6 separate regions of the Homo sapiens genome follow, and all the other regions are linked to region 2. A link is a loop called in an ENCODE intact Hi-C map of the cell type or tissue named here. Cell type or tissue: PC-3. All regions are shown on one strand. Links, peaks and the distances in the headings refer to the core of each region. The heading gives the core; the rest is flanking DNA. Region 1 overlaps NRP1 (neuropilin 1). Region 2 has its middle 39 kb from the start of IATPR. Region 3 overlaps CCDC7 (coiled-coil domain containing 7). Region 4 overlaps ITGB1-DT (ITGB1 divergent transcript). Region 5 overlaps NRP1 (neuropilin 1). Region 6 holds the start of ITGB1-DT (ITGB1 divergent transcript).

Region 1 (5,108 bases), core at 525-4,524, 82 kb after region 2:
GAGGGCTTTTTTCCTTTTCCATATTATCTAGAGCAGATACAATTGTATTCACCAAAACCAGACAAATATTCCATTTACATTCCTCTCTTACTTGATAAACCCGTAAAAATCTGGACACCAGGACACACTACATTCTGATAACAAAGAGGGAGAAAATGAAATGGTGCTGGGGTTTCTATACACTCTGAAATACAAGTAATCAACATCTAATGCAATTTGAAACTCTTATGTAGAGTCAAAGAGAATGGCTGATTACATCTCTATGCTTTAGAAAAGATTGTTTTACATTTTTAAGACATACGCCGACCTGTGAAATCTTTTCTCCTTTAAAATATTTTCCTTCAATTGCATGTTAACTTGCAGATGAATACCTTGGAAACCTTTAACAGCTTGGTCAAAAAGATGACATTTTAATGTCCCCTCCTCCCCTTCCTGCAAAGAGACTTAGGAGTTCTTTCCAGGCAGTAAAAGATTCAGGGACTTAATACTTTTAATTAACATTTTTTGAATGCTTATTTGTAAGTTACATTTAATTTAAAACCTGAGCCTAGTCCTTTGATTTGGAAAGAGGACACGCTGTCAGAACAGACCAAATGTAATCCCTAGGAATTTGGCTAAGATTTTAACTTAAAAACTGTCTGATAGAAATTGCCTAACTGAAATTTCTTAACAGAGAAAAAATAAGTATGCTACAGTTTTAAAACAATGGTAATCAGTCTCAAATATGTATACATGGGATGAAAATCTTCCGGTCAAGAACCTCATAGGAGAATCAGCGCATGTGCTCTTGCTAGATGGGTTTACTTAATAAAGAGTTAGCAAGCACGTACTACATAGAGGGCATGGGTGGGTATTGTGCTCTTCTAATATAACTCTTGATTCCATCTGATTGTTTATGTGTAATATCCATGAAAGCTAGGAAAGTATTCGTCTAGTAGAAGACCGAGAGGGTAGGAATTGCATGGGTTAGGTAGGCAAGAGAAACGTTTGGGTTCAGTGCTGCTGATCTGGTTGACTGCAAGGGTACAGCTCTAGATACCCTGTAAGATTAAATAGAGTGTGTATACAGGTCACCCGTTCCTAATATTTGTCAGCCCTAAAACAAAGAGGGTAACAGTAATAGAAGAATGAGTTAACGGCTGGTTTGGATTTCAGCCACTTTAAGACATGGTAGCAGAATTGGTGATCTCTGCACATAATTCAGTAGGACTGTATTGTGTTGATAAAGTATTGCTGACGATTATTGTTTTTGTTACTATTAAAAACTTCTCTGGGGCAACCATTATGTGTCAGGTATTGTACTAAGTGCTAACTTCCTGTACCTCATCTTCCATTTTCTTAACTGTCCCGCAGACAGGTTTTATAGATAATGAAGCTGAGACGTAGCGCAATTAAGACCTTTTTTTTCTTCTTTTTTTTTCACACTCCTGGTCTTTCTGAGCAATTATTACCTCTGCTTGGAGCCTAGCAACTGATAAACTATGGAGCCCAGAGTGTCTGCTCACACAGCTGCATCCCAAAGCCCAATCATGGAGCTTCACACATCGTAGCCACTCAAACTAAAAGTGTGAAATTACACGAAACTGAAGAATGCCAAGTATCCAGATAAAAGCATTTCGTCCATTAAATCCAACACACATTTACTGTATGCCAGGATCTGGAAGCACACAAGCCTATGTGGAGGTAATGATGTTATGAGACTGAAAGTAAAAAGTGTCAGCCTAGTGATAAGTGGGGCATTATGGGATTCAGAAGAAGGGAAAATTACTTCTGGAAGGGTCTAGAAAGGGCTTGATGGAAAACAGGTCATTTGAACCATTCAAAGTGGACCTCATAGGACAGGGGGTTGGACTTTGGCTGGGGAAGCAGAAGCGGCCAGCTTTGATGAACTAACGGCAGAAGAAACACACATGCGCGCGCACACACACACACACACACACACACACACAAATCCCACCCAATTGCTTACATTTGAAAATATTTGCTATGATGAATATTTTCCTTCTTCTTTTTTTTTTTTTTTTTTTTTGAGATGGAGTCTGGCTCTGTTGCCCAGGCTGGAGTGCAACGGTGGATCTCAGCTCACTGCAACCTCCACCTCTTGAGTTCAAGTGATTATAGTCGCTGGGACTACAGGGGTGTGTCACCATGCCCAGCTAATTTTTGTATTTTTAATGGAGATGGGGTTGTGTCCTGTTGGCCAGGCAGTTCTCCTGACCTCAAGTGATCTGCCCACCTTGGCCTCCCCGCTGGGATTACAAGTGTGAGCCACCAGGCCCGGCCCGATGAATATTTTCCTTCTATCTGGTATCTCATGGCAAAATTCCTTCGGAGAGCAAAGATAAGTGTCCTCTCCCACTGCAAACACACACACTCACACATACACAAATGCACACAAACACTTTTGTATGGGCCTTTATGTAGTCCAGGAGTCTAGGCTGTGAAGTGTTTGGCTAGTGACAGAAGGACAATGAAATCTTCCTTGTAGGTAAACTTGAAGTTCATGATCATGCACCACACTGCTGAGGTAATTCTGCTAAAATGTGTGGCTTCACTGCCTCTGGGAGTCCAAGCATTCCTGGGAATGAGACAAAACCTCAACCTGCATGAGTCAGCGAGACTTCTCTCTTGAGTCTAGCAGCACACGCTGCAGCTCCTATCCTCTGTGGATGTCTACATTTAAAATAAAACCTGTCAATGAAATGGCACAGAAACTGTGGATGCTTTCTTTAAAGATTCACGCTTCTGTTGAAATCACACTGTTCTCGCCTCAAACATTTAAGGAGAAGTTCATGAGTTCAGAGCATGATCTTCTAATGATGAGCAGTTGTGTTTCTAATATCCAGTCCAGTGTGGAGAGAACTTCATGGGTGGCTATTATTCATTCATAACACAAATAAGTGCTAGGTGCTTGGGTGAAAGGGAGTGAAGGTGATAAGATTCCTGCCCTCTAGACAGTGAGGGAAAGAGTCAAGTAAATAGTAAATCACAATACAGAGTGAACAGATTGCATTAAAATGAATCAATGCATTCTGGTACAACAGAGAGAAAACTGGGGTGATGCAGGCAGCATATGGTGGAAAAAAGCACAGACCCCAGAAGTAGCTTTGTAGCTTTGACCTGCAGGAGTGACCTGGATAATGTTAAGCAAGTTACTTAGTCCATTCAAGTCTTAGTTTCCTCTACTCTCAAACAGAAATGCCAATGCTTACCTCATTTAGTCATTCTGCATGGCTACTATGAAGATCACGATGATGCATATGTACACATATTAACCATGAGAATGTGACCTAATATTTTTTTACTTAGTCTTTTGGGTAATTGGAGTGGGTGCCTCTGTGTGTGTGTGTGTGTGTGTGTGTGTATGTGTGCGCATAGTTTTGCCAGTAGTACCTAGATTATAATTCCTTTGAAGGAGAGAGAGAGTCTCCTTCACTTTAGGCCAGGCACGGTGGCTCATGCCTATAATCCCAGCACTTTGGGAGGCTGAAACAGGTGGATCACTTGAGCTCAGGAGTTCAAGATCAGCCTGGGCAACCTGGTGAGACCCTGTCTCTACAAAATATAAGAAAATTAGCCAGGTGTAGTGGCATGCTCCTGTAGTCCAGCTACTTGGGAGGCTGAGGAGAGGATCACTTGAGCCCAGGAGGTCGATGCTGCAGTGAGCTGCAATCGTGCCACTGCACTCCAGCCTGGGCAACAGAGGAAGACCCTGTCTCAAAAAAAAAAAATGGGGGTCTTCTTCACTTCAGATTCACCTATTTTCACATATAGTGCCTAATTCTTAACAGATGCTCAATAAATGTTTGTTGAATTTAAATTCGATGTTATGTAAGTCTGGCATTGCCGGCAAGATCTGAAACTCCTTTCCTCCAAACTGCCTGTCATTAAAGTCAATGTTAAGGTGTTTGAGCAACTGACTTATACCCTTAAGCTAGGAATGTGACTACTCTTATCTTAGCATTTCTAACTGCAAATATTACAATAAATCATAAACTTTCTAGTCCTTTGAAAAGTTCACCACTTAAAACTAGAGTCTGCTAACTGATGAATTTCACTGGCTAGGTCCACACTGTGTGAAGTATTCCTTTTTATTTATTTCTCAAATGACCTCTCCCTAACTTAATAGTGGTTCTCTTCCTGGAGTTACCCCCAAAGGCATCAGAGATTAAATACATTTTTCGCTATATCTATTATGCTCTCAAATACCTCACTCAAACCTCGTCTCAACCTTCTTATTTTAGAGCTAAGGTTATTTGCAAGCATGACGTCCACAGGATGTTTATGTATCAGATGTTTACCTACCTGGTATCTCAGACTTCTCCCATACCCTTCCTGTATTTTTGAAAATAGAACAACATCAGAATTTGACTGCATCACTAGAGTGACCGCATCAAAATGGTTTTACCAAATTAACATATGATCTTTTATAAGTTGTTGGAATTGGAGCTTTCTGTGGATAGGAAATGAATATAGACTTCAGGCCTTTTGCAATCTGTGCGTTTCTTTGTCTCATGGTCTCTGAGAAGCAGCCTCACAAAAAAAGCCTCATGGAAGAAGTCTTGGAGGTGGCTGTGCAGTGAGGCAAGGATGTCTGACACCTTTCCAAGGTGAAGTTATTCACACACACACAGACACACACACACCTCTCCAGGTTTTCAGCAGTTTAAAGAAATTTTCATGCCTAAAAGACTAGGAAAGTATTAAATAGCATGTACAGGTAAGGTGTATTTTTCTTTTAAAAGCTGTTATTCTATGCTACCCATAAAGTTTTATCTGCACGATTGGGTGATTTCTAAGTGGCTCAAGATAAACACACACTTTTACTCAAACAGCATCTGTCTATTCCAGCACAAACAAATGCGTTGCTGATTATTGGTTTTGCAGTTAATCATGGCTTTAATTTGTCTACCTTCCCCTTTAAGCTTGGTTTCAAAAACAAACACAAGGATGAATTTCTGGAAACTAAAGACTTGCAGATGAGGGTGATGGTCTAAATCAGTCTCTTGGCCTATAAAGTTTGACAGCATCTTTTTACACCAATTTTCCATGTATTTCCCAGTGATCTAGGTGGGCCTCTCCTGGTAATGAGAGTTTCCTGTGCTGAT
Region 2 (5,108 bases), core at 768-4,767:
AGGTATCAACATGAGCTCATCTTGCTTTGGCCCAGGCTTAATGAAAGCCTTGAGAAAGACCTGGCTTTTTTTTTTTAATCATACAAAGAAAATTATCTTTGTGGAATATCTGTGAAGTGATTATAGATAATGGTCCACGATCTGATGGCTACAAGTTCAGCCACTTGGCTGAGAAACGAATTCCCTATCTGCTACTCCAAGACCTCATTATGTGCTCACGCTGGCAAATTGGTAACGAAAAGACTTAAAAAGTTTCTGAGAGCAAAGCAGCTCCTTTCTTAGCCTGACTGGCCTACAGAGCAGGGCCCTTGGGAGCAGAGAACTAAATTCAATGCAAATTTCAAACAAGATTACCAGTGGCTTCTCATCCTCCTGGAAGTTTGAGAATGTGTAGACTGTACAAAGCCAACAGACAAAGATGGAAACACCGTAACTGAAGGGAGGAAAAAAGAAAATGGTTTAGGCTAGGCTAAGAAGGTTGGTATTATTTTTCTAAAGAGGCATAAGCTCCTTTGACAAGAATACAAAGGAAATGGATCTTACTTTCAGTTCAGCACTTTACTCAGCAAACTCGTGTAGTATCTTTCTTGTGCTGGAGAAATCAGAATGAAACTCTGTGTCTACTGAGAGAGATGGGTATGGGAGGCAGTTACTTGCTTCTTTGCTGTCACATCCAGTCCTTGGCCATTCTCTGAAATCTGCATTTCCCAGATAGCCTTAGCAACAGGCGTTGGTCTCTGTTTAAGGCCGTGGGGACACTGGCTTGAGATTGGAGGATGGGTATTGGGTAGATGGTGGGAGAATCATCCCCATCTCTCTTTGCTTCAGGTGGTGTTCCAGTGATCCTAGTTCCACTGGACCAGATCTAGCCAGGGAGCCTTGACTGCTGGGCTCTGGTAACAGCTTATGCTTTACCTTTGTTCTTTTAGCCCTGTGACTGCTAGCAGCTTCCTAGTGTAACTAAAATCTGAGATGCCCCCTTACGTCTTCTTTGGTTTATTCACTCTCTCAACATCTTTGTAACTGGCTTATTGCATTAAATTCCTCCTGTTGAACTACCTGGAAAGGGCTTTATTTTATTGACCATAGCCTGACAAATACAGAAAACAAATACATAATTTAATTATAATATGATGCTGCTATAAATAGCGCCTGTACAAGGCCCTCTGGAGACACAGATGGTGGCTGTCTCTCTCTCTCTCACTTGCGGGGACAAAGAAGAATCTCATTGAATGGAAAATTTGAGCTGCAGCTCCAAGAATGAGTAGAAAATCCCAAGGGAATGGGGAGGGAGTATTCCAGGCATTTTCCAGAAGTATGGCAACGTGACAAAATACGAAGTTTTAGAGGAATGGCAAATACTCACCAACCATTGAATAATGGGTCAAACACAAAACAAGCAGACTACTCAGAGCTTAGATATTCAGATTTCAGTTTTTATGCCTGTCGGCATCACTAATGCCACAGAAGCCTCAAATTCCCCTGGACTTGGAGAATGGAAGGGATCACCTGAAAATCGCTGGAAAACTTAGGACTCTGTCCTCCTTCTCTACCAATGCAAAGGGCTATTCGCCTTACTAGCAATCTCTGGGGAAACTTTAAACAATGTATTTGCAAATGATACTTATTTAAAATCTTTAAACTGCAAGACACTATTGTTGGAAATCAGATTGTCATCTTCTGAAAGATTCACTTCTTACTTGCCTCTCTTCTGCAAGAGTGAAGGGTCGGGAAGAGACTTCCGAAGTCACTGATGAACAAAATAAACCAGGGCTTGGAAAGGGCCCAGAGAACATCTGTTTAGTCTTTTTCTTTTGGTAGTGACAAAAATGGTGTCTAAGACTTAATCATCACCCCTTCCTAAAATACACACATATGGGAAGCAATGGTGGTCTTTCTGCTCTGGGGGTGGTTCACAGCTTTCAGTTTGGAGCTGAAGACTGCCACCACACACACCATTCTCATTAAAGCAGAATGACTTGCTTGCCTTCAAGGATGATATTTCCATTTCTATGCTTTAGTGCATCTTTCTGTAGTAGCAGAGAATGGTGTATTTTCAAATATGCTCCCTGTTCATGTATCACTTAATGCTCTCACAAGACCGTGATCAGCTGGCACAAATGGAAAGAGTTCAGTTACTTGCCCAGAAATCTCCAATAGACACTCATCAAGACCAGGGATCGCACCCAGGTCTCTATTTTTGGCAGGCACATTTTCTGCCACTCCATAGCCCTTTTTGGGATAGCCACTTTTGTTGCAAATTCATATCCTGTGAGAGCTCCAGGGCCAACACTCCATTAAAAACACAAGAGCTGTCAGGTTGGCCCTGTGACATTTCTCTCTCTCTCTCTCTCTCTCTCTCTCTCTGTCTCTCTCTCTCATCTACTTTTTGGAGACAATGTTTAAGGAGAGATGTTCAACCCAAGACAATGCCTCCAGGACTTTGCTTTCTCACCACCAACCACCTGACCCCAGAGAGAAATGCCCTTCTGACCCCTACTGGTTATGATGGGGCATACACCAAGTGCAGAGAATTCTTTCCAAGCTGATTTCAGAATATTCTCCAAAACACTCTCCAACAATGATTGGACAAGAAGGTTAAACATAGAGAACGTTGACTCAGTCCTGATTAAACAGGCTGAAAAGACAGAAACAAATAATCACCACGTATGTAGCAATAATGGAGCAACAAAGTAAATATGAAGGCAGAGGCTTGCTATCAATATTTAACTAGAGGATTAATATACAGAGAATGCACTTCCGAGAATACCAAGGTGACCAGGGGGGCAGAAATGACTCAATTATGATACACTGTCACAGTCAGGGAAGAAGAAAGTGTTGTCTGCATTGTTTAACTTAGTGTTATAAACGCACAACTGAGGCAATCACGGTGATTAACATGGAGATGATGATGAGTGATAACGCCAGACTCATTAGCATGAAGCATTTGTTGATAGAAACGGATAGGGAACAAGTTGTAAATTCTGGCCAAGAATTTCTCCCTAAGAGATTCCTGTACATCGCACATCGCAGTCTTGCATATCGAGACTGTTCTAAGGCTTTTTTTTTTTTTTTTGGTCCTTTATTTGCTCAATGAGACCAAATGTCTCAAGAATCACTTCTTTACATCTTGGGGTAAAGTTTCTAACCATAATGTGCCCTGATATTCATTTGTACAAACAAATATGTTTCTTAGTCTATTGCTATTCAACCATTTCTTAGAATGGGGACATTATCAAAGTATTGAATATGCAAATTTTTCCATGAGTAAGTAAATTTGGGGAATTCTGGATTAAAGTGTACTTTAGCATATCAAAATGGCTTTAGTGTGGTGAGATACACTGAGATTCTTCAAGAGGGATGTAGTTGTATATGGCACTTCCCATAAACATTAGTCTATACCATCGTCTCTATAGAAATATCTTAAATAACCAAGATTCCTTAGGAGGCTCTTGAGGAACGGCTTTTCTTTCCTGATTCTTTTCTTCAATCAGTCCAGTCCATTGCTGGGTTTCCTCTACACCATCTTGCCCACACTTCCTTTATGTATGGAGTGAGATGGTCACCAGCTGGTTTTCTGAAAATCTTCATACCAGAGGAGGTGAAAATGCTCTGTAGTATCATCCAGAGACCCTACCCTCGAGTGTGCTAGGAAGGACCATATACTCCTGAGTCTTCTCTGACAGCAATGATCCCCACCAATGTCTTGTTCTCTTTCCTATTAGAACAGCATGCAGACACATTGGCACCAAATACCTAAAAGTCATTGCTCCTCAACAGGAAATGACACATTTTCAGTCCCACTGGGATTGCATCATATTCCGATACTATTTCTTGAAGAGCTAATGCTATGTGAACCTCTAAGATTACGGGACCTTATATGTTCCCATCTCCATTTCCATGATTTAATATTGCAAGATTCCGGCATTTTCCTTCTTGTCCCCTCTGAAATCCTATTCTTCCCTCCACTCTGTGTCTCACTAACAACTCCTCCTGGAGCTGCACAGAAATAGAGACCATTAGTCTTTGAGACAAGGCTGAGTACAAAAAAGAGTTGAAACAAGTGACAGTGAATTTCAGGAGTCAGGTTTCTCTGCAAGGAGCCAGGTTTCATTTCTGCCTTGGCCATTATGTGTTTATTTGGGTGAACTTGGTCAGGTGGTTACCACCTTTGTTTTTTCTCTGTCAAAAAGGGATCATGGCACCCAAGCAGCATATTAAAATGAGCAAAAGCCACAAAAATGTAAGGCCACAAAATGGTGAAAAATGACTGCCACAGACATTCATAATTTTTTAAAATTTTATTTCAAGGTTACTGCATTGATTCTTTCTCTGATAGTGAAAAACCTGGTACGGGTCAATTTTTTTATAATAAACTTCAGGGGATGGTACATATTCAAGTGGAAATGAATGGACGGCATGGCTGCGAGTCAGTTAGTCAAGCTGTATATATTCAGATTGAAATGGGCAACTGTCTAATTGCACTTACGGAGAGAGGGGGCACCAAGGCACCTTTACCTCTTCCTTGCGTCTTGGTAAGTGTTTGCTTGACCTTGGCTTAGGAAGGAGCCTGCCCTGCCGTAGGACAGTAAGAATTAGCTCAAAACGATTCTTCCAAGGAAGAGCCACAGAGAAGAGATCAATGAAGAATATTAAAGATCTGTAATCTTGCTTTGCCTTAAATAAGCCTATGGGTTTGCCTTAGGACAAGACTAAAAAAAAAAAAAAAAGAAGCTGATCCCACTACTGGGTATCTACCCAGAGGAAAAGAAGTCATTAATGCCCATCAATCAATGAGTGGATACAGAAAATGTGGTAGATAGATAGATATAGATATATAAACAGATATACCATAGAATACTACTCAGCCGTAAAGAGGAATGAAATGATGGCATTTGCAGCAACTGGATGGGATTGGAGACTATTATTCTGAGTGAGGTAACTCAGGAATGGAAAACCAAGCATAGTATGTTCTCACTCGTAAGTGGGAGCTAAGCTATGAGGACGCAAAGGCATAAGAATGATACAATGGACTGGCCGGGCGCGGTGGCGTGATCACGCCTGTAATCCCAGCACTTTGGGAGGCCGAGGCGCGTGGATCACGAAGT
Region 3 (5,108 bases), core at 396-4,395, 360 kb before region 2:
TTCATTTGTTTCAAGAAATTTTACATTTCCTTAATTTCTTTATTCATACATTTGTTATTCAAGAAAATGTTGTTTAATTTCCATGTGTTAATACAATTTCCAAGGTTTGTCATATTATTGATTGTAGTGCATTTATTACATTGTGCTTCAAAAAATGCTTGGTAGAATTTCTTTATTTTTGAATTTATCGAGACTGTTTTGTGGTATAACTATGATCTATTCTGGAGAATATTCCATGTGCTGACAAAAACTGAGTATTCTACAGCAGTTGTGTGAAATAGTTTCTAAATGTCAGTTAGGCCTGTTTGGTCTAGTATGTAGTTTAACTTCAAAGTTTCCTGTTTTTCTACTTTTATATTAGGTTCAGGGTATATGTGGAGGTTTGTTACATGGGTAAATTGCATATTGCTAAGGCTTGGTGTATGAAAGATCTCATCACCAAGGTGGTGAGCATAGTACTCCATAGGTAGCCTTCCCACCCATGTCCCTCTCCCACTCTCCTCCACATCAGGCAGTCCCCAGTATCTATTGTTCCCATCCTTGTGTCCACATTGCAGTATTTGGTTTTCTGTCCCTGCATTGTCTTAGGATAGTGGCCTCTAGTTGCATCTATGTTGCTGCAAAGGACATGATTTTATTCTTTTTTATAGTTGCATCATTTCCGTGGTGTATTGTACCATATTTTCTTTATCCAGTCCACAGTTGATGACAATCATGGTTGATTCCATGTCTTTGCTATTGTGAATAGTGCAGTAATGAACTTTTGAGTGCATGTGTCTTTTTGGTAGAATGATTTATTTTCCTTTGTGTATATAACCAACAGTGGCATTGTTAGGACAAATGGTAGTTCTATTTTGAGTTCTCTGGGAAATTTCCACACTGCTTTCCACAGTGGCTGAACTAAGTTACATTCCCACCAGCATTATTATAGAAGTGTTTCCTTTTATTTTTCAACATTGCCAGCATCTGTTGTTTTTTTGACTTCTTAAAAGTAGCTGTTCTGACTAGTGTGATATGTTATCTCATGGCTTTGATTTGTATCTCTCTAATATTAGTGATAATGAGCAATTTTTCATATATATTTTCATATATTTGTTGGTGCATGTATGTCTTCTTTTGATACATGTCCTTTGCCCATATTTTAATGGGGTTATTTGCTTTTGCTTGCTGATTTATGTTCCTTATAGATTATGGATATTAGACTTTTGTCAAATGCATAGTGAGGGTGAACAGATCAGACTTTCCCCAGTTCCATAGGAAAGTCAGCCCTGTTCTCTCTAGGTATGGCAGCCTACTCAGGCTAGAGACGTCCCTTCCTTAGGAGCTGTTCAGGGTCTGGAAAGCATCCTAGTGCTTGGCAACCCCATGTAGGGTTCCCAGATTTCTCCCCATTTAGTCTTGGCATCTGGATCAATCAATATTGAATAGATTCAATATTTCAGTTGAATCTATTTGGTTTTCTCTGACTTTCCTATACCTGAATATTTATATCTTTCTCAGGGTTTGGAAAGTTTTCTGTTATTCTTAAAAATAAACTTTGCATTCCTTTTTCTTGCTCAGTTTCCTCTTGAACAGTAATAATTCTTAGATTTGGTCTTTTGAGGTTTTTAAATATTTTGTAGGCAATCTTCGTTCCATGTCATTCTTTGTTCTTCCCCCCTTCACTCTGTATTTTCAATTAGGTTTTCTTCAGGCTCACTGGTTTTTCCTCTGCTTGATCTATTCTGCTGTTGAGAGCCTCTAAAAATTTTTCAGTTAAGCAAATGTATTTCTCAGCGCCAAGATTTGTTTGATTTTTAAAATTATTTCAATCTCTGTTAAATTTCTGTGATAGATTTCTGAATTGCTTTTATTTGTAATCTTGTAGACTACTGAGTTTCCTTAAAACTTCTATTTTGAATTTTTGGTCGGAAAACTCTCATCATCTCATTAGCATCAGTCATTGTTTTTTTGCTTTTCCAATTGAAGAAGTCATGGTTCCTTGTTTGCTGTTATTTATTGGGGATGTATTCCTGTATCTTTGCATTTAAGGATTAATTATTTATTTGTCTTCTTTGTCTGGCTTGTTTTGGGTTTTATTAGATACATTTGCTTAGAGATTCTTTGCAATTTCCATATTAAATTTTTTTCACTGCCTTATTTTTGGCACTAGGTGGAGCCTTAAACCCAGGTTTCCCTTGGCCTTAGTAAACAAAGCAATGCCCTTCTCAAAGTGGGGGTTCCCAAAGGTGTGGGAAGGGTAGCTGGAAGTTTGTGCCCAGAGGACCTGTGGAATATACCTCCTACACAATAGTGCTTCTTATATGTTATTAAATTTTCTCTTGCTGCGTTTGGATCCTATATTTGTTTTGGGCCTTTGAGAGCCACTCTTAGTAGCCACTGATTTGACATCCCCTTTGGCCAAGTTACAGAGCAGTTTTGAGGGCTAAGGATGATAGGCTTACTTCTCCCTCTGTCTCCTCTGTCCTCAGGGATATTTCTCACTTCAGGCTCTCTTATTCTTCCCAGGGATTGAGGCAGGGACAAGTCGCTGTCTGCTTTGAGTTTTTGTTGCTTCTCTGTGGTCCTAAAAATTGTCTCATTCTCATAATGGGTTCTTGGATATTGCTGGTCATAATATTGATGCTGTATATTTCTTTATGGCTTTCTGTGGGGGAAAGGGAGTAAAGCCAGATTGCTTCTATGCCAACATTTTAAAATCAGAAGCTTTCAATACTCAATTATTGTTTAGTAATCTCCCACCAACTGTCTTAAGTCTGTGGGTTCTCATTTGCTCACAGATAATTCTGCTACAAACCTCACATCTGCCTGCATTTCTGGCTGCAACTATGTGCAAAGGATAATGGCATATCTTCTATCTCCCAAATATAGTATGGATATCTTTTTTTGGTAAATTCTATCTTAGAAAAATACAGAGAAATGGATTTAGCAATGTAGTTTCCTAAACTTTCTGTGCAGAGAATAGATCTTAGAAACATGGAGCAATGATACTTATTTGCCATGCCCAAAATGCTTCTTTCAGTTTCTCAAATGTTTTATATTTCACTCCATCAGAGGACCTTTGCACTTGCTTTTCACACTTTATGAGATATCTATTTCCCAGAATTCAGTATTTGGAATTCCTGAAGAAGAATAAATAAAATGTACAATATATTATAAGGCATAATTGAAGAATTAATTTTACAATAATGGATGACCCAAATTTATAAGTCGAAAAGACATCCCAGGACAAATTGGGAATTAATAACATATAAAAATAACCTGGTGAAATTTACTGGCCTTTTAAAATTATTTTAAATATACAGAATTCTAGGGGCATCAGACTTTACCCTCTCCTCCAAAAATTCCACACAAAATTTAAAAGACAATCTACTTAAGACGGGGGAAGAAACAAGGTGACCTCAGAATTGTTCTAAGAAGTCATTATATGAAAAGATACTTGCACACGCATGTTTATAAGCAGCATAATTCACAATTGCAAAAATGTGGAACCAACCTAAATGCCCATCAATCAACGAGTGGATAAACTGTGGTATGTGTATGTATATATGTGTGTGTGTGTATATATATACGTATATATATACACACATATACACACACACATATATATGTGTATATATATGCGTATATATATGTGTGTATATATATGCGTATATATATACATATGTGTATATATACATATATAATATATATCATGGAATACTACTCAGCCACAAAAAGGAATGAATTGATGGCATTATCAGTGACATGGGTGACATTGGAGTCTATTATTCTAAGTGAAGTAACTCAGGAATGGAAAACCAAGCATTGTATGTTCTCACTCATAAGTGGGAGCTAAGCTACGAGGATGCAAAGGCATAAGAATGACACAATGGACTTTGGGGACTCAAAAGCAAAGGGTAGGGAGGGAGTAAGGGATAAAAGGCTACAAATTGGGTGCAGTGTATACTGCTCGTCTGATGGGCGCACCAAAATCTCACAAATCACCACTAAAGAACTTATATAACCAACACCACCTGTTCCCCAATGATTATGGAAATAAAAACATAGTTTAAAAAATAAATAAAAAATAAAACAAAAGGGAAAAAATTTGCTAGTGGGTCATTAGGGGTGATGGTGAGTGGTGCCACTTCCACCCCTTGATTACTGGACCCATGAATCCTGGCTATGGGGGAACGAGTACCACAAACTGGGTGTTGATTCAGAGCATATACAGCCTTCTGGAGAACTTTGCCCCAGCCCTGTAAAGTATTGCCACCTAATTGGCATTGTAATTGTGACTTCAAAAGGCCATTCCACCTTTCTATCAATCCAGCTGCTTCAGGATGATAGGGAACATGGTAAGACCAGTGAATTCCATGAGCATGAGTCTACTGCTGCACTTCTTTATCTATAAAGTGAATACCTTGGTCAGAGGCAATACTACGTGGAATACCATGATGGTGGATAAAGCATTCCATGAGTCCATGGATAGTAGTTTTGGCAGAATCATTGTATGCATCATAGGCAAACGCATAACTGGAGTACGTGTCTATTCTGGTGAGGACAAACCTCTGCCCTTTCCATGATAACAGAGGTCCAATATAATCAACCTGCCACCAAGTAGCTGGCTGATCACCCCGAGGAATGGTGCCATATAGAGGGCTCAGTGTTGGTCTTTGCTGCTGGCAAATTGGACACACAGCAGTGGCCGTAGCCAGATCAGCCTTGGTGAGTGGAAGTCCACATTGCTGAGCCCATGCGTAACCTCCATCCCTGCCACCATGGCCACTTTGTTCATGGGCCCATTGGGCAATGACAGGCGTGGCTGAGGAAAGAGGCTGAGTGGTGTCCACAGAACGGGTCATCCTCTCCACTTGATTATTAAAGTCCTCCTCTGCTGAGGTCACCCGTTGGTGAGCACTCACTTGGGATACAAATATCTTCACAGTTTTTGACCATTCAGAGAGGTCCATCCACATACCTCTTCCCCAAATGTCTTTGTCACCAATTTTTCACTCATGCTTCTTCCAAGACCCTGACCATCCAGGCAAACTATTGGCTACAGCCCATGAATCAGCATATAATTGCACATCTGGCCATTTCTCCTTCCATGCAGAGTGCACAAC
Region 4 (5,108 bases), core at 756-4,755, 120 kb before region 2:
ACTCCGTGGCCCAAACTGAACCTAATGCCCAGAATTACCTTGATGTCTGCTATTGGATTAAGATTGTTGGTCTATTGGTCTTTGCCTAGTTTTTATGTGTGAGCCCAGCAGAGAGCCAGGCACCATGATGGGTTCAAGAATGTGAAGCCGGGATCCAACTTGCAGATAAGCGGATGCTGGCACTGGAAATGAGGTGTGGCTGCTGCACTGGTCTGAAGCTCATTAGATGTCTACTTGCTTGAGGCAGTGAGGTGCCTAGAAGCAAACCCAGTCAAAAAGAAAGAGGCAACCAGGTTTGCAGACTTAACCCAGCAATCAAACCTTGCCTACAGGTTGAATGAGGTGATTTGGAATCTGTCTCTCTGATTCTTTCTTTTGTAAATTTTTTAATATTTTATTTTATTTTATTTTTGTATCCCTCTGATTCTTTTCCTGGCTGTCTTCCAATGAAGTCCTATTTTAGGAACAATGTTTCCCTAAATAAGGACTGTTTTCCTAAAAGCTCTCATAAGACATCGGAGACACAAGAAACAGGACTTGAGGGCCCCATCCAATGAGATGACGAGCAGTGGTCATGACAGCCTTCAGGCAGAGCAGCAGGTGCGCTGAGCAGACTTGATGTGGGTGACAGTGCCAAGTGGAAATGCCTCAAGCAGTGTATGGGAACTGCAGGTGAGGCTGTTTTCAGCAGGCATAGCAGTGCTCAGCAGGGGCTGATACTGCAAAAGGGAAATATATATATTCTAGAGACAGGGTCTCACTCTGTGTGCCAGGCTGGAGAGCAGTGGCATGATCATAGCTCACTGCAGCCTGTAACTCCTGGGCTCAAGGGATTCTCCTGCCTCGGCCTCCCACATAGTTGGGACTACAGGCATGCACCACCACACCTGGCTAATTTTTGTATTTTTTGTAGAGATGGGAGTCTCACCATGTTGCCCAGGCTGGTCTCGAACTCTTGGCCTCAAGTGATCCTTCTGCCTCGGTCTCCCAAAGCACTGGAATTACAGGCAATGAGCTACCATTCCTGACCCAAAGGGGAAATATTAATGAACCCTGTAGACACATTCTGAAGCCCCCCAGAAATATTCAGGGCAAGGACTGAATGCAGGGAGCAGGTGAGGTCATGAAGGACCAAGATTTTCATGACAGAGGTTAAGGTTTTAGTTTGTCCTTCTGGAGTTTATAATCTGGTTGAGAAGGCAAGACCATCACCCCTGAAAAACTTGAAAATAATAAAATATAGGATGTGATCAAACACTAAATTGCTTTTTAGATTTTTTTCAGCCTAATCACAGCAGTCTTTGAGAAGGAGATGGAATCTCACAAGGACTTAAAGAGTGGGTGGGATTAGGAAAGGTAGAGGGTCTTCCAAAAGCATTAAAAACTGTGGGCCAGAAACGAAGACCTCTTACAAGCACATTGAGCCCTTGCCATGTGCCATAAACTGTCTTAGGACCTTTCCGCCACGTGCGTTTAATCCTCACAACAACTAATAAAGAAGGTTTTATTTCTACCATTGTACAGAGGTGAAGATCGGAGATTCATATGAAGTGATGGCCCATGCCCATGCCATTAGGATGGGAGAGCTGAGTGAAAGGCAGATGGCAGATCTGTCTGCTCCCGGGGAACAGAGGGGACAACGCAAGACAAGGAACAGGGATGCCACAGAACAGGCAGGAAACCTTGGGAGCCATGCCCAGAGGCTTGTGAGCAGTTCTGTAGATAAGGGAAAGTCACTGGGGATGTTTTTGGAGGAAGGCTAATATATTGATCGTTGTTGGGCTGATTAATTAGGAAATGGGAAGGAAGAGCCTGAAAATAAAGGCAATCTAGCGAGAGCATAAAATTAATAATCTAGATATCATGGACCATGAAGGAATGGTGAATTGAACGTTTGAAAGGAAGAAACGACAGGCCTTGGTGACTTGTTCTTTTTTCTCTCTTAGAGGCAGGGTCTTGCTCTGGCATCCAGGCTGGAGTGCAGTGGCCCAAACACAGTTCACTGCAGCCTCAACCTCCTGGGCTCAAGCAATCCTCCTGCCTCAGCCTCCTGAGTAGCTGGGACTACAGGCAAGCACCACCATGCCTGGCTAATTTTTTAAATTTTTTTTATAGACACAGGGTCTCACTCTGTTGCCCATGCTGGTCTCAAACTCTGGGCCTCAGGTGACTCTTCTGCCTCTGCCTCCCAAAGTGTTGGGATTGCAGCTGTGAGCCACCATGCCCTGCTGACTTGTCCTTAATAAGGACCACACATCTTATGACACCAGAAGACTCTCCAAGGAAATGCTGCCTTTTATCTGGTGGGCCAGGTTATGGCAATGCTGGACCAAACTGTAAGTCCAGGCCAGCACCAGAGGCCAGGGATTTCCCCAATCACTAAACTGAAATGGAAAGTCAAGCTCAGAAACTCATTGCAAAAATGAACCCGGACACAGCTGGTAGTAACGATCTTTCTGGGACGCTAGAGTCCTCCTCAAGTCCAACCAAGGGTGTGAGCAAAACAGAAGACCTCTGTAGACTGGAACCAGGGCTCCCCAAAGTCTACCAAGCACAGAACTCAGACAAGGTCTGAGATTTTATGTCTCTCTGTTTCAAGCAAGGAGATTAAAGGACGCAATTAGTAGCCAGGCTCTTAGAACTATAGTTTTAGCTTAGCTGTATTTTAGAGAAGTCTCAGTCTTTGAAAGAGGCTAGGCTCTATTTTACATATGTCATATTCCTGGCTAGAGTGATCAATAAGTGATAATGCCCTAATTCTCATCCTGGAGTATATGTGAGTGTGTGTATGTAAAATTGTCTGATGTTAAAATGTATCATTAATTTATTTTCCAGCATCTAGGTTAGACTATAACGATGTGATATATATCAAATGAATTTCATGGCTACAATCCAGATGTAACAAATGAATCATTTAAAATGATCTGATGCCAAATTTTTCATTTTCTTCCATTTTATAAATGCATCCTATCTCAGCTCAAAATCAATCTATTAACCTTGAAAACATTTTGAGCTGGAACAAAGGTTAGCAGTGAACTTTCCGACCTTCCACATGATATTAGTCATAGTTAGCAATTATTATTGGCTTTGAGCGTTGAGGAACCGGATGAGACAAGACTCATAACGTGGCAATGACCAATAAACTGAACTTCAGAGAACGCAGTGAAAATGAAGAGCATGCAAAATCTGGGTTTTAAACCCCGAGCCTGTCTGCTACAAAGCTCCTGTCTTTTTAAAACAAATTTGAATGTCTTGGCAGCTATTCTGATAAATTACACATAAAATACTCATGTAAAATCCTTGTGTTATGAGACAAGGAATTCTGTTTACTGGATTTGAAGGGCAACTGAAGTCTGAAAAAATGATGTGTCTGCTCTCAAAGCCTCCACTGGGATGAATCTGATGGATTTCCCAGGTGCTAGAACTATTTTCTCTGCCGTGAAACAGGAGAAACAAGGCGGATAGAAGCTTAGCATGATTTTTAAAATTAAAGTCCAAATGAATATCTCAACTAAAATTGCCTGAGGAATACATAAATATATTATCCTCTGGATGAATTTTGAATTACATTATATAGATTTTAACACATTATAAAACATAATATAGATACTTTTGGATTCATGACATGAAAGAACAGTAAATGTTTTGCTCATATGGGACATAGGAAAATACTTCTCTTAAATTCCTCAGCCGTGTTTTATAGATATTCTGCTTCTGTACCACTAAGAGTATGGAAACTTGTTACTGTAAATGGAATATTTTTCCTCAATTGTTAGTTAGACATGAAATAAAATAGTGCCATCTTTCCTGTAAAAGAGCCTCACTTCATGGAATTTCAAAGTATTTTCTGTTGTATTATTTTTCTTAATTTAAAAATATTTTCCCAAGGCAGGCAGATCACCTGAGGTCAGGAGTTTGAGACCAGCCTGGCCAACATGGTGAAACCTTGTCTGTAGTAAAAATACAAAAATTATCTGGGCATGGTGGCTGGCACCTGTAATCCCAGCTACTTGGGAGACTGAGGCAGGAGAGTCACTTGAACCCAGGAGGCAGAGGTTGCAGTGAGCAGAGATGGTGCCATTGCACTCCAGCCTGGGCAACAGAATGAGACTCTGTATCAAAAATAAATAAATAAATAGAAATATGTTCACATGTGCACCATCTCATTTTATTTGCTGTCCTTACATATGAAATATCTATTAAATATATAATTTTATAGTATTATCTACAGAAGAAAAAAAACACTAGATTGACTTCTCAGGCCAAATGATAAATATCTTCTACTTCCAGATTTAATTACATTTTTTTCTTTTCTTTTCTTTCTTTTATCTTTTTTTTTTTTTTTGGGACGGAGTCTTGCACGGTTGCCTAGGCTGGAGTGCAATGGCACGATCTTGGCTCACTGCAACCTCCGCCTCCCGGGTTTATGTGATTTTCCTGCCTCAGCCTCCCGAGTAGCTGGGATTACAGGCACACACCACCACACCCTGCTAATTTTTTGTACTTTTAGTGGAGACGGGGTTTCACTATGTTGACCAGACTGGTCTCGAACTCCTGACATCTGAGTAGTTATAACAGAAGAGGTGGGTGGACCTATCTGATATACTTTCCATGGGTCCTCTTAAATATTTAATACATCATGAGGTTCATTGTAGATTCTCAGTTCCTCTTGAAATGAAAATTCCAGTTCCAATGGAACTCCTCGGAAAATGGAAGGAGCCTCCACTTCCAGAAAAGATCCAAATAAAGATTACGAGAATGAGCAATGGACCTAAGCTATTGAGGGCACAGAAATACATTGGTCTCTGTCTAGGAAGAGGCTACAGGGGCCAAGTCAACTATAAGGATTTGCAAATACAGCCTGGGCAATGTGGTGAGACCCCATCTCTACAAAGCATTTTTTAAAAATTAGCTGGGTGTGGTGGTGCACACCTGTGGTCCCAGTTACTTGGGAAGATGAGGCAGGAGGATTGTTTGAGCCCAGGAAGTTGAGGCTGCAGTGAGCCTTCTGTTCATGCCACTGCACTCCAGCCTGGGCAACAGAGCAACACTCTGTCTCGATTTTCTTTTTTTTTTTTTGAGACGGAGTCTTGCTATTGTCGCCCAGG
Region 5 (5,108 bases), core at 663-4,662, 120 kb after region 2:
TCTGGCAACACACAACTATTAAGAATAATGGTGTCCATTATACTTGCAGACAATGTCAGTTAAAGTAACCAATTAAAAAGAAAAAGAAAAATCTCATGAGCACAATCCTCTATTATTAAATTGTGTTCCTTTGTCTATGGTGGTGGGGTGTCAATACATAATGCTATGCATTCTTTTCAAACTGTGAAGTTCTTTTATGAATTCAAAATGTCTCCTTGGCTGGAGCTCTCTATGAACAATACTTTGATTTCTGTGAGCGACCCTCTAAACATATGGCCACAGAATAATAAACAGATTCTTTACTATTTAACTGCATTCCACCAAACTCCAGACTTCTTTGAAAATAGTCTCTCAGTAGCCACATCCAATAGTTAAAACACAGATTATCTTCCCCCAAATGACACTTGGATTCTAGAGCATAATTTCTCCCAAGAAAAAGTTTAGTTAAAAATGGAAAATAACTTTGTTTATACCCACTAGTCTGAATATTTAAAGGAATATCATTGTTTGAGTCTTTAAAGAAATCTCGTTGTTTGAGAAAGAAACGCTTGATACCACAAAAGTGATGAGATTTAAAATTCAGGCTTAATAATGACACTAAGGATACAAATCGTAAGGAAAGTGACAATAAAATATTACTAAAAAGTTAACACAAAGATAAGAGATAGTTGGATCTTATTTATCTTTAAAATGTACAAAGCCATCACCAATACACTAGTGTCCCCTAGGAAAATAAGAAAGCTTTTGTCTATTTGGTGTTATGTATTTCTTAGGAGCTTGCTCTTTCTTCTCTTTTTATTTACCAAGTCACCTAGGAGCAAGAGAATCTGATTCATCTTCCATTTTTCTTCTTGAAATGACATGAAAACATTACAAGGCATTCATTTCCAACCTTTGTTTTATTTCTGTACTTAACTTGGTTCAAAAGTCCTGGGATATATTAATTTCAGGAATGGCTAAAATATGGCAGTAACATAAACTGTATCTGGCAATTTAAAAGAGATCAAAGTGGGGGAAATCTTCATGATGCCCAATGTCATCTTTAACAATCTCTTCTCAAACTGCCCGGGACGCATGACTTATGTTTACATAAAGTCTCAGGAGACAACTGCAACGATGCTATCACTAGTAAAAGTGGACAGCTTAAGGCTCTCTAAATTAAAAATGACATTACCTCATCAGTTAAAACTGTGTGCCAGCTTTGTGTATATCAAGAAGAAAATAAAGCTGACATTGATGGAACTAAGCATTAACATATGTGAATTATTGTATTAACTGCATTTCCTCTGCTACATATGATGCTTCCAGTAGTAGATACTTGGCCTGCTAACACCACCGTCCCTTTGCAAAACTGTGGAAATACACAGAGGTATTGTTCATTTCTCCATACTTTGGGAAATGCTTTGCATGTTAAAAGAAGACAAAAGTGAAGGAGGAGGAGGAGAAAGAGGAGGAGGAGGGGAGGCAAGGAGGAAAAGGAGGAGGAGGAGGAGGAAGAAGAAAGCATTATGTTTAAAATCCTAACTAGCCTTTATAATCAATGGGATGTAGCTGGAAAGAACACCATCTCTGTATTCATTAAAGCCCCACAAGCTAGCATTTATGGAGTAATTCCTTTTATCTCTACTGCTTCATTGACAAGGCAGGTTTGCATGTTTCGCCCCACGCTTTCTTATAATTTAACTGTGATTTGAACTGTTGACTGTGTTTGGCCTGGCGACGGTGCATCCAGCTCTGCAATATAGGCTTTTTACTTGAATCCTGACATGGTCTGAATACTAAGTGGCCAAATTCTAGCTCACGTTGCCTTCCAAGCACAAATAAGAGAGGTGGGTGAGGCATTCTGAAAAACTAAGGCATTTCTGTTGAGGATACGTTCCTCTCAGGTAGCAGAGAACTCAGCTAATATAGTGCCGGTGGATTGCAACAGGGAAAGAAGCTGGTATTTTAATTCACATATCCTCCAATAGTAAATACTAGGCGCTCCTCTTGGCAAAAGTAGAAGCTATTTTTAAAAGTATGTGTGGGGTGGTGAGTGGGGGGTGGGGGGTGGGATTAGAATCCCTTCCCAGCAAGAAATAAGTCATTGCACAGTTAAGTGCCAATTTTAGGAAATTGAATTATTCAGGAATACTATAGTTACATTTGTAAACTGGAAGGCTGCTATCGTTTTAGCACTTCCCTTCAAAGTACTATCCAACAGGGCCCCAAATAGTATCGCAAATAGCAGCTCCTGTAAATATTCAGGAGGGTGTACTGCGCACAAGTTGCAGAGGGGAGTATTGCCAAAGAAGTTAAGGAAGCAGCTTGAGTCTCCCTCTGGAGTTGATACCAGCTCCACTCGTTAAGTTTCGCACTGGCAAGCGTGCTGCCAGGAATGCAGCTGGTGTGCCAGCATCCCTCCCTAGAGACTAAACGTGTCACCACTGCAACGCACCCAGCCTGCATTGGCCTGAAGCCCAGGATCCTGAGTTTGCAAATTTCGATCCCGAAGCCGGCTGCAGATTGCTCTGTTACTGTTGCCAGTGTGGCAAACACGGCATTGCTCGGGATGTCGAGATCCCCAGTCACGACAGCACAGCAGCCCGGCAAAGGTGAGAATGAAGGCACCTGTTTGGCTCTCATTCACTCCCTGTGTTCCAGCCGCTGGATGAGAGCTGGGAATTACGTCTGAGGAATTTAATTCATAAAAGCTAGAGGAGGGGTCAGAGAGTTGACCCCTCTGTCTGTCTGGGTCCCTGCTCTGGAAAAAGAAAGCTCCAGTTCACAAGGAGGCTATGAATGGGTCCAAAGGGCACCACCGTTCTATGCAGGGTCTTTTTCTCTCTGCTCACATACAGACGGGGCTCCCATCTGGGGAAGGTCCCTCCCCAGACCTCACCCTCCCCACTTACCACCCTCGGAATGTAAACATGTTGTGGATTTTTTAAATATTCAGAGAAGGACCAACCCCTCCCTCCTCATTTAGGCATCTTCCCATTATTTTTCTTAAATTTTCTACCTTAAACCTTCCCCATTCTATAGTAACAGTGGTAAAGTGGGTAAACATTTATTGCCAAGGAACTCAAAGATAAATCTCTGCCTAAACCCTTTTGCAATTAAAAGGTACTTTGCCACAGTTTCAACGTTAGGGTGTAATCCGCCAGGTGGTTGTTTTCATGAGTGTCCCTGGCTTTAGAATCCACGCTCCTCAAGCTAAAAGCCTATTGGCTCCATTATTTCCCCAGACTCCTCATCCTATCTACGTAGATGCAGGTGGTGAAACATTTTGAGTCCTAACAGTAATCACAGGTTAGGTTTCCCAGAAGAGTGCTCAAAGAATAAAGATTTCTTTCTAAGAATTCTTAAGAGCATTACCTAGAGATTATTTTTTTTCTTTGGGAAAGTTTGAATTATGGGTTTAGGAAAATGGCCAAGTAAGGGGAAAGTGATGGGAAGGTGAGAAATGTATTCAGTCACTGAATAGCGGTTTCTGAGGCTTTATAGGTATGTGGTGCTGAACAGATGAATAGTGACTTTGCCTAAGTCAGGTTTTCTCTGGTGAGTACAAGTGACCCCTGACTCTCTACAGTGGAGATGGTTAATGGAAAGGAAGCTAATCCTCCACAGGGTGTTGTCTGACACTGTGAGCTACTGCACCAACCCCCCAGGCTTCCGGACATTCTCACATTATTAGGAAGGGGGATTTGAGGTGGTGGTGTCTTTTTAATCTCCTTCCAAGAGGACCTCCCCCCACTGGCATAGTACATTAATAATGGAGAAATATGATGCCTGACATCATAAGCTGGAGTGAGAAATGATGTTGGCGAACACAATTTTCACCAGCAAAAATGTGTTTCTGTGGCTCTTTGGTTTATTTTGCACGAGCATTAATAGCTATTCAAACTGAACAACCTGTAAACGATCGCTGTGCTGCCGTCCAAGAATTAACTTACGTATCCCACAAAAGAGAACAGATTTTTCTTCCAGAGTATTAGAAACAGGATTTGGAAATAAAAATATACAATGGTGGAGCTAGGAGGAGCCAATTAGTCTGCATCTATGTTTCTGAGTGTTTTTACACTAGAGTCGTCCCCTAATAGTTCTGGCTTGCAATGTTCTAATCATGATGTATGAAAAGTCTTAAAAGAGTCATAGCCTCTTATTTAACAAAAGCATTTTTTAGAAATCTGTTCTAAGCGAACAACCCAAAATAATGTCAAATACCATGGAATATTATTCAGCCACTAAAAAGTGTGTTCAGCTCATGCCTGTAATCCCAGCACTTTAGAAGGCGGAGGTGGGTGGATCACGAGGTCAGGAGATCGAGACCATCCTGGCTAACATGGTAAAACCCCGTCTCTACTAAAAATACAAAAAATTAGCCGGGCATGGTGGCATGCACTTGTAGTGCCAGCTACTCGGGAGGCTGAGGCAGGAGAATCACTTGAACCTGGGAGGTGGAGGCTGCAGTGAGCCGAGATGGCGCCACTGCACACTAGCCTGGGCAACAGAGCGAGACTTTGTCTCAAACAAACAAACGAAAACAACACCAACCAAAAAAAAAAACCATGTTCAGGCCAGGCGTGGAGGCTCACACCTGTAATTCCAGTGCTTTGGGAGGCTGAGGCAAAAGGATTGCCTGAGGCCAGGAGTTTGAGACGAGCCTGAGCAACAAAGCAAGAACCCCCAACACCTTCTCTACAATTTTTTTTTTTTTTAATTAGCAAGGTATGGTGGCTCATGGCTGTAGTCCCACCTACTTGGGAGGCTGAGGTGGGAGGATCACTTGAGCCCAGGAGTCTGAGACTGCAGTGAGCTGTGATTGTGTTACTGCACTCCAGCCTGGTCAACAGGGCAAGACTCTGTCTCTAAAATTAAAAACAAAACAAAACAAAAAAAACTCAACAAAAGTTTCTTAAATAACAGGAAAAATGCTTATGATATAATCAGTGAAAAATCAGAATATAAAACCCTATATACAGTGTATTCTCAACTCTTATTCATATGCAGAAAAAATCTAGACGGAACTAACTAGGCCAAGCCATTAATTGGTTATCTCTGGGTAGTGACATTATGTTCCTTATTCATTTCTGTATTTTTCAAAATTTTTACAATGGACAAGTAGT
Region 6 (5,108 bases), core at 421-4,420, 180 kb before region 2:
AAAGTATTGGTCCATAACAGATGGGAAATAGCAAGAAAGGAAGAACAGAAGAAGTGAAGGAAGGAGAAAAAAGCAGGGACAAAGGTTAAAAAAAAAAAAACAAACCCTGATCTTTCACTGTAGACAGCTTGAGAAACAGGGGCTTAAACCTTTAATGATGAGTCCAAGTTCCACATCAAGCACATTCCAGAACCAAGATTTACATCCTATCCTGGCTTCAAACCCTTGCTCTTTAGCATACCACTCTATTACCTACTTGATAACAGTGATGATAAGTCAAGAAAGAAATAAAACAGCAATTTGATGACTATCATTATCCTCTAAAGATTCAGGAACTCAAACTTCAAAATTTGGGAGACTAAAATAAGAAGAGAGTTTATACCTAAGTCAAGATTCTGGCCTACAACCATCATCATTATTTATTTATTTATTTATTTATTTATTTATTTATTTATTTAAATTATACTTTAAGTTCTAGGGTACATGTGCACAATGTGCAGTTTTGTTATATAGGTATACTGTGCTATGTTGGTTTGCTGTACCCATTAACTCGTCATCTACATTAGGTATTTCTCCTAATGCTATCCCTCCCCCAGCCCTCCACCCAATGACAGGCCCCAGTGTGTGATGTTTCCCGCCCTGTGTCCAGGTGTTCTCATTGTTCAATTCCCACCTGTGAGTGAGAACATGCAGTGTTTGGTTTTCTGTCCTTGCGATAGTTTTCTCAGAATGATGGTTTCCAGCTTCATCCATGTCCCTGCAAAGGACATGAACTCATCCTTTTTAATGGCTGCATAGTATTCCATGGTGCATATGTGCCACATTTTCTTAATCCAGTCTATCATTGGTGGACATTTGGGTTGGTTCCAAGTCTTTGCTATTGTGAATAGTGCTGCAATAAACATACGTGTGCATGTGTCTTTATAGTAGCAGGATTTATAATTCTCTGGGTATATACCCAGTAATGGGATGGCTGGGTCAAATGGTATTTCTAGTTCTAGATCCTTGAGGAATCACCACACTGTCTTCCACAATGGTTGAACTAGTTTACACTCCCACCAACAATATAAAAGCGTTCCTATTTCTCCACATCCTCTCCAGCATCTGTTGTTTCCTGACTTTTTAATGATCACCATTCTAACTGGTGTGAGATGATATCTCATTGTGGTTTTGAGTTTCAACATCTTTTTGACTGTCATTATCATGGTTAACATTAATTGGGAGCTAAGACCCAAAAATTGTCCATGTGCTTCAAATGAATTATCCTATAATCCCCAGGATAACCGAGTGAGGCAGTGATGATTTGGCTTTGTAGCATCGGAGCCAGGATGCAAATCGAGTGTGCTGGACACCAAGCCCTTAACCACTAGGTTATAATTTTCCCATCTGTAATCCATGATAGAGTCACAAGAAGGTTTGGCAAGGCACTAGAATTTATTCATTAATACCAGATGCTGGGTTTGAATTTCATTCTAGAGCTGTGTGATCTTGGACCTGTTACTTAACCTCTCTGTGTTTCAGTTATCACTGTAAAATGGGCAGAACAAGACCAGCCTCAAAGGTTTATGGCAAGAATTTAATTTTTAAAAATGCATATTTGCACAGTGCTTGGCACATAGATAGTACTCCATAAATGGTAGCTACTGGTAATATTAAAATAATAAATCAGTAGTTTTTAGATTAACTCCAGAGTAAAAAAAAAGTGGCATTTGATAGTTTGTGGATTTTGATCCTCAATCATAGATTTTACTAAACTTTGCTTTTCACATTAATGTGTGGCTTTAAGGGGTTCTTTTATATTATGGAAGAGTGAAATTAACTTAATTCTTCCTATTTGCTATGATGCCACACTATTTCAAATATTCCCACTTAATTAAATTGCTGCTCCTTTAAATATTAAAATATGAAGACTTCAATAAACATTTGGAAGGTCTTAATTCGGGGAAAGGAAACCATCATTTATGTGCGTTTCATTAATTATCAAGATTACCAAGATTTATGATTTGCATTTTAAGAATGTAAGTTCCAGGCCAGGCGCGGTGGCTCACGCCTATAATCTCAGCACTTTGGGAGGCAGAGGTGGGCGGATCACTTGGGGCCAGGAGTTCGAGACCAGCTTGGCCAATATGCTGAAACCCCATTTCTACTAAAAATACAAAAATTACCCGGTCGTGGTAGCACACGCCTGTAATCGCAGCTACTAGGGAGGCTGAGGTAGGAGAATTGCTTGAACCCGGGAGGTGGAGGTTGCAGTGAGCCGAGATCGTGCCAGTGCACTCCAGCCTGGGTGACACAGCAAGACTCCGTCTCAAAAAAAAAAAAAATTAAAAAAGAATATAAGTTTCAGAAAGCAAGAATATTTGCTTGTTTTGTTCCACAATGCCTAAAACGGTGTCTAGTGCTTAGTAGGTAGTCAATGTATCTGTTGAATAAATGCATCTTATTGGATAACTCAGTCAGAGCAATGCATTCTTCTTTGAATTGGATTTAAGTTTGCCTTTTTAAAAATGTATCTTTTTTAGAAAATTAACGTTTGCTCTTTCTCTGCTAAGAAAAATCAGCTTTACTACACTGGAGGTGGGACCGAGGGAAGGAAACAAAGGCATTCTGTATTCACCTGCATGAAGCAGAAAAGCCAGCCCGAAGCTACTGGCTGAGCTTCTGCCCTAGGTGCGTCTCCTGCGTGCAGCGTTGCTGCAAGGCCTGGCAGCTTCTAGGAGCCTACACCTCTGTCATCGCCTTCGGGGAGGGATAGGGCTAGGAGCTCTGTGCGGAACCGCGTCCAGCCGCCGACTCACTGACACATCACAATGAGTCACGTGCTCTGTGCACCGGGCGGATTTGTCAGATCCGCTGCTGCATCACGGCTCGGCAGGGCTCTCTGGGTTCTCAGTGCCCTCCTAGGTCTGCAATGCAGTGCGGGAGAGGAGGAATATGGGCTTGTGGGGGCAGGGGCAGCGCCCGGACTCCTCCCGGGGCAGGACTCCCAGAAACGCAGGAAGCGATGACGCTGCTCAGATAAACCCTGGCGCTCTGCGCTGGCGTCCTGGTCAGGAGCTCCTCTGCCACGGACGCGCCTGCCGTTTCTGCCTTCGTTATCTATTTACTGACCTCTCATCTCCCCAGAAGATGTTCTCAGTTCTCAGCAGTCAGTGCTTCTCCTCCAGCTTCACTGACCTTTCTATGGGGGTAATAAACTAAAGAAAGAAGTCGATGTTTGAGTAGATAAAATGTGTTATGCCAGTGCCCTGGGAATCCGATACAGCTGGCCCAGGAGGGGCCTGGGGTTCTGCTTTGTTTTGTCTTCAGATAGTGTCTAGCTCTCTTGTCAGGCTGGAGTGCAGTGGCGAGCCTAGCTCACTGCAGCCTCTACCTCCCCGGCTCTAGTGATCTTCCTGCCTCAGCCTCCCGATTAGCTGCAACTACAGGTGCCTGCCACTGCGCCCGGAAATATTTCTTACAGGGGTCTTGCTGTGTTGCCCAGGCTGGTCTCAAACTCTTGGACTCCGGGGATCCTCCCACATCGGCCTACAGAGTAGCTGGGATTACAGATGTGCCACCGTGCCCAGCTATGTCTATTCTTGAAGGCTGTCCATGTCATTTCCATGGGCAGCCAGGTTTCCCTGTCACCAGACTAGATGATTTCCAAGAGCCCTTCCCACTCTAAAATTCTATGAACAATGATATTTTTTTCCCAACCTAGTCCCTTTGAGCCAAGAAAGGAACTCATTTATTGTATTAATTTAGACAAACCTACAAAGGTAGAAAGATTCTTATAATTTTATTTCCTTAAAAATGAAATGTTTATATGCTTGTTTTTAAAGCAGGGTCACCTGGGAAAGTACAGAGCTGTTTACACTTAAATTCCCATTTGTAAGGGGGATATTCTATCCCTCAACTTCCAAAGTGAACAAAGTCCTAATTCGGAGCCCATTGCTCTGCGGCCTCTCATGCCCTGGTAGGGCCAGGACCCCAGGGAATAGGATCTGGCCGCTGGGTCAGCAATGTTTGAAGGCTCCCATTTTATTTGCAGCCACAGCCAGCCAAGTTCACTGTGAGCAGCACTTCCTGCCTTGTTTGTGAGCTGCAGGCTGCATCAGGAAATAAAGTTTGTAAAATTACATTCTCTGGCTAAGCCTAGCCCTTTGTTGAAATAGCCACATTATCTATGACGACAGTGACAAGGCCAAAGGTGAGAAAATCTACATGAATTATTCTCTCAAAAGGATTCAGATAAGGGCAGAAAAGACCAGATGTTTCCTTTCTAAGTGACAAAGGGCTTGAGAATAAAAGGTAGGAAGAACAACTTGAAAGATTCACTTGGGCTTCTTTCTCACTACCTAAGAATATTACTAAGTTCCCTAAAAGCATTGCACCCCTGGATTCTAGTCTGTTTTATTTTTTTGAGATAGGGTCTTGCTCTGTCTCCTAGGCTGGAGTGCAGTGGCATGATCACAGCACACTGCTGCCTCGAACTCCTAGGTTCAAGTGATCCTCTCACCTTGGCCTCCCAAAATTCTGGGGGTACAAGCATGAGTCACCGTGCCTGGCCATCCCTGGATTCTAGATCTGGGCCTGGCACATAATAGATATTCAGTAAATATTAAACAGATGTATGAATCAGACAGTCCTGGTCGTCTACGTATCTTTATCTACTGAGAGTTTTGTGGGTTTTTTTGTTTATTTTTTTGAGACAGAATCTCACTCTGTAGTCACCCAGGCTGGAATGCAGTGGTGCGATCTTGGCTCACTGCAACCTCCACCTCCCAGATGCAAGCGATTCTTGTGCCTCAGCCTCCCGAGTAGCTGGGATTAAAGGCATGCGCCACCACGCCCAGGTAATTTTTGTATTTTTATTACAGACAGGGTTTTGCCATGTTGGTCAGACTGGTCTCGAACTCCTGGCCTTAAGTGATCTGCCTACTGAGAGCTAATTCAAGAAAAACTACTAAATTATAAGCTCCTGAAGGCAGAGATTGGGTCCTTATAGGACCTGGCAAAATTATCAGCAAAGGTTTCTTGAAATGAATTTGCCAAGAGCTCTTCTAGACAGGGGGAAAGTGAGGAGACATAAAAGCTAATAATAAAGATTGGAAAAGGACATATGT

The links. Hi-C counts contacts between places; a loop is a spot of excess contacts. Peaks named below come from ENCODE experiments on the same cell type or tissue, not always from the same donor. Only the 100,000 strongest peaks of a DNase experiment are listed, where the experiment ranks them.
Region 1: a loop joins it to region 2, with 4 times the contacts of the local background. A loop is called at or near these places in 2 of 110 quality-filtered maps.
Region 3: a loop joins it to region 2, with 9 times the contacts of the local background. A loop is called at or near these places in 25 of 110 quality-filtered maps.
Region 4: a loop joins it to region 2, with 5 times the contacts of the local background. A loop is called at or near these places in 7 of 110 quality-filtered maps.
Region 5: it touches region 2 in a loop (6-fold over the local background); 2 of 110 quality-filtered maps call a loop at or near these places.
Region 6: a loop joins it to region 2, with 11 times the contacts of the local background. A loop is called at or near these places in 3 of 110 quality-filtered maps.

What each region holds. Positions count from the first base shown.
Region 1 is chr10:33,235,569-33,240,676 of GRCh38, forward strand. All of the region lies in intron 6 of NRP1 (neuropilin 1), which reads right to left. Among named protein-coding and RNA genes, the nearest start is that of NRP1, 97 kb to the right of the region's middle. In PC-3, for the core only: no CTCF peak of the experiment used is centred there; DNase peaks (open chromatin) are centred at 2,543, 3,253 and 3,889; H3K4me3 peaks cover 430 bases; H3K27ac peaks cover 4,000 bases.
Region 2 is chr10:33,153,514-33,158,621 of GRCh38, forward strand. No RefSeq gene overlaps it. Among named protein-coding and RNA genes, the nearest start is that of IATPR, 39 kb to the left of the region's middle. In PC-3, for the core only: no CTCF peak of the experiment used is centred there; DNase peaks (open chromatin) are centred at 2,648 and 3,788; H3K4me3 peaks cover 567 bases; H3K27ac peaks cover 2,987 bases.
Region 3 is chr10:32,793,621-32,798,728 of GRCh38, forward strand. The region is part of intron 30 of CCDC7 (coiled-coil domain containing 7); the gene reads left to right. Among named protein-coding and RNA genes, the nearest start is that of SNORA86, 110 kb to the right of the region's middle. In PC-3, for the core only: CTCF peaks have their summits at 2,168 (motif pointing right) and 3,976; a DNase peak (open chromatin) is centred at 2,171.
Region 4 is chr10:33,029,699-33,034,806 of GRCh38, forward strand. All of the region lies in intron 2 of ITGB1-DT (ITGB1 divergent transcript), which reads left to right. It also overlaps the pseudogene RN7SL847P. Among named protein-coding and RNA genes, the nearest start is that of ITGB1-DT, 50 kb to the left of the region's middle. In PC-3, for the core only: no CTCF peak of the experiment used is centred there; a DNase peak (open chromatin) is centred at 3,053; H3K4me3 peaks cover 1,506 bases; H3K27ac peaks cover 1,742 bases.
Region 5 is chr10:33,271,059-33,276,166 of GRCh38, forward strand. The region is part of intron 2 of NRP1 (neuropilin 1); the gene reads right to left. Among named protein-coding and RNA genes, the nearest start is that of NRP1, 61 kb to the right of the region's middle. In PC-3, for the core only: no CTCF peak of the experiment used is centred there; DNase peaks (open chromatin) are centred at 1,093, 2,463 and 3,473; H3K4me3 peaks cover 1,329 bases; H3K27ac peaks cover 4,000 bases.
Region 6 is chr10:32,977,848-32,982,955 of GRCh38, forward strand. ITGB1-DT (ITGB1 divergent transcript) reads left to right here and starts at 4,704. Exons shown (of 3, transcript NR_184020.1): 1 at 4,704-4,838. RefSeq lists enhancers at 2,405-2,967, 2,726-2,775, 2,826-2,915, 2,968-3,530. In PC-3, for the core only: no CTCF peak of the experiment used is centred there; DNase peaks (open chromatin) are centred at 2,904 and 4,134; H3K4me3 peaks cover 1,889 bases; H3K27ac peaks cover 3,215 bases.